Linked DNA regions of Mus musculus: region 1 is linked to region 2. The links are chromatin contacts, found by Hi-C or POLR2A ChIA-PET in ENCODE. All regions are on one chromosome and are shown on one strand. The core of a region is the stretch at or near the end of the contact, and the rest is flanking DNA. Distances in the headings are between cores, read along the strand shown. Region 1 holds the start of Aqr (aquarius). Region 2 holds the start of Arhgap11a (Rho GTPase activating protein 11A).

Evidence for each region. A loop is a pair of places that touch in the nucleus more often than their neighbours do. ChIA-PET counts read pairs that join two places held with the same protein, here RNA polymerase II (POLR2A).
Region 1: POLR2A ChIA-PET joins it to region 2 with 11 read pairs in embryonic stem cell. The contact joins the promoter of Aqr here to the promoter of Arhgap11a in region 2. A Hi-C loop is called at or near these places in 2 of 37 maps with a recorded cell type or tissue (T-helper 1 cell and T-helper 17 cell). POLR2A ChIA-PET finds 5 or more read pairs at or near these places in 3 of 5 experiments (Patski and embryonic stem cell).

Annotation. Positions count from the first base shown.
Region 1 is chr2:114,174,020-114,177,032 of GRCm38, reverse strand. It overlaps Aqr (aquarius), which reads left to right and starts at 1,694. Exons shown (of 35, transcript NM_009702.3): 1 at 1,694-1,941. The coding sequence starts at 1,867.
Region 2 is chr2:113,847,068-113,850,096 of GRCm38, reverse strand. It overlaps Arhgap11a (Rho GTPase activating protein 11A), which reads left to right and starts at 1,436. Exons shown (of 12, transcript NM_181416.3): 1 at 1,436-2,136. The coding sequence starts at 2,008.

The sequences.
Region 1 (3,013 bases), core at 445-2,944, 330 kb before region 2:
AACGATTTCAGCATCTTAAGAGTCATCATCAAAGTCATTTGAAAGCCTGCCCTACTGTTTTATAGATGCCATAGTTGGCAATAACATGTCAGTGGTAGTTATATATTCAGAATGCTTTACATTTAAAATTGTAATCGAGCAAATTTTTATCTATATGTCTACAAACCATAAAAGATGGAGGGACGAAAGCTACAACATGTATATACTTGATGGCCAGACCTACAGCTATTTTCTTTCACAGTCCTCATTTTGGGCAGATGGGTATATATCACAAATTAAGAGAGAGAGAATGGTGTACCAGTCTACTGCCTATATTCCTCTAGAGAGGACTTACTAGAGATAACTGTTCAACCTATGTATGAGTTTGTAAATGGGATGGGTGTGCTAACCCAAGAATTATAAAATAAGTGACCAAATAAGAACCAGGCTAAAGTTTTAAACAGTTATTTCCCTAGTGAGGATAAAAGCATAAAACTCACAAGAAGTTGTGAGTTCAGCATCATGGACCATTGGAGGAACATGAATTACACCTATACTGTGATGTACCACATACGTAGTATGCCTAAAACAACTTTAAAAACTATCCATATTAAAAGTCGGTAAGGGAAAGAAGACAACACAAGTCTCAAATGTTAGCAAGGCACAACTGCTTTGGAAAGACAGACATTTCTTAAAATGGCAAACATACACCATTGAATGTGTTGCTTCAGAGGAAATGTATGTCTACATAATGACTTAGAATCGCCTGTAGAGGACTTTCTTGTAGTAGTCAGCAACTAGAAACAATCTAAACGCATATCAACATATTACTAAATTTATGGATTGTAGTATGTCTGAAAAGTTGGCTATTATTTAGCAATACAACTGAATCAGTGACTGATATGAACAACACAGATGCATCTCAAAATAATTTTGAGTGACCAAAAAAGAACATATTCTAAAATGTATGTAAAATAGTTTCTTTTTAAATTTTATTTTTACTTTTATTTCATGTGAATTGGTGTTTTGCGTGCATGTATGTCTGTGTGAGGGTGTCAGAGCCTCTGGACCTGGAGTTACAAACAATTGAGAGCTGCCATGTGGCTTCTGGGAATTGAACCCAGGTCATCTGGAAGAGCACCTGGTGCTCTTAACCGCTGATCAATCTCTCTTTTATTCCTCTGCAAATTTGCATAAAGTTTATATAAAATTCTGTAGTTAACAGTGACCCAGAGGATCCATGATAGTAGAAGACTGTGTGAGAAAAAGGGGTGATAGGTTGAAGGCAGAAGGACACATAGTAACTTTTAATGGCTTTGGGTAATCTCATTGCCATGATTCTGGTGATACAATAATAGATAGACAACTATTTCAAAGTGTATTAAGTTTTACACTTGGTTTATGTTTATTGTATGGCAATCAGTACTTCCAGGCAGTTTTTGAAGTCACACGGTGCCTCAAATTCTAAGAGTATGGGTTTTGCTTTTTACTATATTTTTCTTTAGCGTTCAAATAAAGTCGACATCCTATTCTTTCAACTCCCACCTTTATTAATCACATTCAACACATCTTTCAGCCCCCTCTCTCCCTATGACCCAATCCTACACGCTGTATGTTATCTTTCTTCCTTCCACTAGGGGGCAATAAAGAGACAGGTAAAGGCAGCCTACTTTCTAGCTCAAGCTTAACTCTTGCCTTGACTTCCGGGCCCACTAGTTCTGCTTCCGGGGAACGCCGGGACTTCTCAGGTTCCGGGAGGAACCGTGGGAGCCCAGCGTGTCTGTGCCGGGCGCTCTGGCACCTCGGGGCTGGGTCGCCGCCGCTGCTTGAAAGCTTTCGAGAGTCGCCGCTACGAGCCTCTGGTCAGCTTCAGTGGCGATCGCTGCGATGGCGGCTCCTGCGCAGCCCAAGAAAATCGTGGCCCCCACGGTGTCCCAGATCAACGCGGAGTTCGTCACTCAGGTGAGCCCCGGCGTGCCCGCTTGTGTAAGGAGGGATGCCGAGGACCTAAAGCCCGGGATTGGGATTGATTTTGATATCTTGTGTACGTGCAAGTTGCTAGTTAAACATTGGAAAAGCTGCAGTGAAAGAGGCCGCTCCTCGTTAGACCACAAAGCGTGCTTCTGAATTGTATTACTCTGACAAGACTCTGTCTACAAGTAGATCGCTCTATGGCAGTTAATTGTCATTATAACCTTTCATTTAGGAGACAACAGAGCCAATTCCGGGCCTGTAGCCTTTCACATCCTTGTTAATTCTTAGGAAATTATTGAGAGTGTAAGTGCGGGAAAATTTAAGCCCTCCCGCGCCTCTTCTGGCTCCGCAGATTTGTCAGGGCAGAAGCCTAGAAACTGTTTCCATTCGCTTAGCCCCAGCATGTCTACACAGTGTTTGTCTGTATTTCTGGACCTCTCTCGCCCAAAGATGCCTTCCCCACTAAGACTTGTTGATCTGTCATATTTCCTCTTGCCCTCCTGCAGCCTGTTCTTCAGATTGCTCCAGAGTGCTCACTGGTGCAAACCTGCTCACATTACTTGTCTTCCTACAGTGTCCCGTAAACAATTCTGATTGTCCCTGGGATAATGACTGGAATCTTTGAAAGTGCTGTGATCTGGCCTATGCTTTTACCCAAAGTGCCCTTCCTTTCTTCTTTCCTCCCTTCCTTTCTCTCTGTACCTGTCTGTCTGTCTCTCCCTCCTTTCCCCCCTAATTTTATGCTTTTATGGCTATAGCTGCGGTTACTTGAATATGCCATGGTAACTAAAAAGTGGATCCTGTTAACTTGGTTTTCTTTATTTTCATCCTTTTATACAATATTAGAGAGGCTATCCCGACTTCTTAACCGCATTAAAGCTAAATGCAGATAAGTACACAGTTTGAGAAAGAACACAAAAACAGTCCAGGCAAGTGCTGATACCTTAAAGTTTGAATGTAAAGAAAGAGCTAGAATGACAGGAACACATGAACCGAGAGGGAAAGTGCGGAGGAGAGATGGTGCCTGTCTTTCATTCCCAGCATGTGAGATGTGAAGACA
Region 2 (3,029 bases), core at 187-2,686:
GCGTTATATATTCACATCACTGTCCATCATTGAAGGAAGCCAGGAAAGGAACTCAAACAGGACAGGAACCTGAAAGCAATAACTGATGCAGAGGCCATGGAGGAGTGCTACTTCCTGATTTACTCATTATAGCCTTCTCAAACTGATTTCTTACAAAACCGAAAACCACTTGCCCATGGATGGCACCACTCACAATGGGATGGGTCTTCCCCATCAATTACTTAGTAAGAAAATACCCTACAGCTGGAACGTGTGGCATTTTCCTCACTTGAGGTTCCCTCCCTTCAGATAATTTTAGCTTGTGTCAAGGTGACATAAAAACTATCCAGTGCATACATACATGGATGTAAATAGAAAGCACTATTTAATATTCAAAAGCTAACCTAAGCACCTTAAAAGGAATTCTTAGCCATCGAAGAACCAGAACAACGTGGCCTAGAGAAGGATATACACAACATAAGTTATTTTTATAGTTATGACTGAATGCATACACATTCTCTCTCTCTCTCTCTCTCTCTCTCTCTCTCTCTCTCTCTCATGTGTGTGTGTGTGTGAGAGAGAGAGAGAAAGAGAGAGAGAGAGAGAGAGAGAGAGAGAGAGAGAGAGAGAGAGAGAGAGAGAGTAGGATTACTGGTGTTTGGAAAAGGAAAGGCAGCTCTGGGAAACAAGAGGAGAAGGTGATGTCATGCATTTAAATCAGACAGCTGAGGTTTCAGTAATGGCAATGGCAAACAGGACTTCTGGTCCTTTAACCAAGTCCCACAGAGGTAAACTATTGCTGCAGCTGCCTCCTACAGCTCCGTATTCCTCCACTACTCTCTCGTGACAAGTCATCTTTGTTGTGCTTAATTACCTTAATTACCTTATGTAAGAAAATTTAATAATACCACCAGTCTCCCAAAGAAGGACCAATGGCTCACAGTTCCAATTCCCTTCTAAGACCTTGGGTCCGGGTCTCAAAAACAAAACAAAACAAACAACAACAACAACAACAACAAACGGCGTTTGTGATTCATAACTAAACTTGACTCCTCCCGCCTTCCGTAGAATCGGTTTTCCCTATGACGGGACCTTTAGCTTTAGTGGAGAAATGAAAGGGCGGAAGTGGGGGGAGGTTATGAGCTGTCTATTCGGATCTCCGAAGTATATTGTCCGAAGAGCAAAGCAAACATATTTGAACACGTTTTTGACATTTTTCTTCCAAAGAAATAGGCAAAGAGAAAGAGGAACTCACTCTCTTCACATTTCTTAACCCTGATCTCAACGCTCGCTGTGCTTTCGGCTTTGCCGGAACCTTTTAGACAGGCAGCTCCTGGCCACCCCAAAGGGTCCTCATTTTGAAAACAGGAGCGGGCCAATCGGATGCGGAGCGCTGTTTGGCGCTGGCATTTGAGCCACTGCTCAGGTGCGGTCGCGTCGGGTCTGATGTGTGCCGAGAAGGTGGGGCGCTGGCGGAGCCGAGTCACTAAGCTTTAGCGGGCCGGGGCCACAGGCAAGGCTGATGGGCTAGGGGAAAGGCTGCGTGTGAGACGGGGTGACGGCGGGGACCAGCCCGGGCAGGGACCGGGACTGGGGATCCCTGAGCAGCCGGCTGGCCCGGCTGGAGGGAGTAGCTTAAGGTTGCATTTCCATCTCAAGAAATCAGAGCGGGGAAGGCCACCCTGCGGGGAAGAGGATAAGTGGAAGTGTCCGGAAGCGAGAAACTAGCTGCAGGCGTTAGTCTGGGGAAACGGAAGAGTCAGAAAAAAGGGAAGTTTGTGGAAGTAACTGACAGGGCTGAGCGACCCGGAAAGAAGGCTGGTGGAAGTGAAACAAGAGTGAAGAGAGGCGCGAGAGAAGAAGGTCTGTGTAAGTGGATCGAGGGAAAGTGGAGGAAGAGTGCCAGAGGTGGCTGGAAGGCAGCGGAGCAGAGCGAGCCTGAGGGCGTTTGGCAAGTGGAAGAGTTGGTTGGTGGCAAAGAAAGTCAGGACCCGGAGTCGGCCTCGGAGAGTAGGCGACGTGTTCGGGATGTGGGATCAGAGACTGGTCAGATTGGCCCTGCTGCAGCAGCTTCGAGCTGTCTATGGCATTAAGGTCAAGGGTGGCCGCGGTCAGTGCGATCGCAGGAGACATGAAACTGCAGCTACGGAAATAAAGGTAAGTTACAACGTGTTGGGACAAGGGCATACCCATTTTATTCTGGATAAGAAAGACACGTGGTTAGAATGCAGTCTCGGTGGTGATGATCAGACGTGCCTCCCTATGTTGCCGTGGGTTTTTGTTTTGTTTTACAGTGCTAGGAATAGGATACCAGGCTCCCTACTTAAATACTGTGCCACCGATCTGGTAATCTGTCGTGTTTTAAACAAGCAGTATGTGGGGGAGGGGAACACACTATCCTGTCAGGCTGGGGTGGGCAGTCAGAACATTTCAAACGAATCATTAGGGAGACAGTCAGGCCAAGTTTAGAAATAGGCTTCATAGGATCCTTCTGTATCCAGCAATTTACGAAGAGGCCTGCTGCCCGACATTTTCGCAGTTTCTGATCTCTTTAGCAGAGTAGACATTACCCACCCAACATCAACATTTGTCCTTGACAAAACAAAGCTGTTTTTTTAACAAGCAAATTGAGAAACCAGAGTTGGTTGAAGTTTTTTGTTTTGTGTTGTTTTAATCACTCACTTTTGCTAAAGTCTCAGGATCCTCACCTCCACCCCCTGCTCCCCAGTTACTTTTGTGTGTGTGCACTGTTGGACCCATGCCATGCTATGCCATGCCATGCCATGCATCTGTGGTCAGAAGGACAACTTGCATGAATTCTCTCCTGTTTGTGGACCTTGGAGATCAAACTCAGGTTGTCAGGCTTAGCAACAAACGCTTCACTCGTCTAACTGTCACTGGCCCAATAAGCTGTTTTTTTGATTTAGTGGTAGAGGTCAAGAGATTTGGGTTGAGATCTTATCTCTAAGACTTTGTGAAAAACTGAATAAGTCATTTTAAAGTAAGTAGGAGCTGGGTGGTAGCACACTCCTTTAATCCCAGCACTTGGG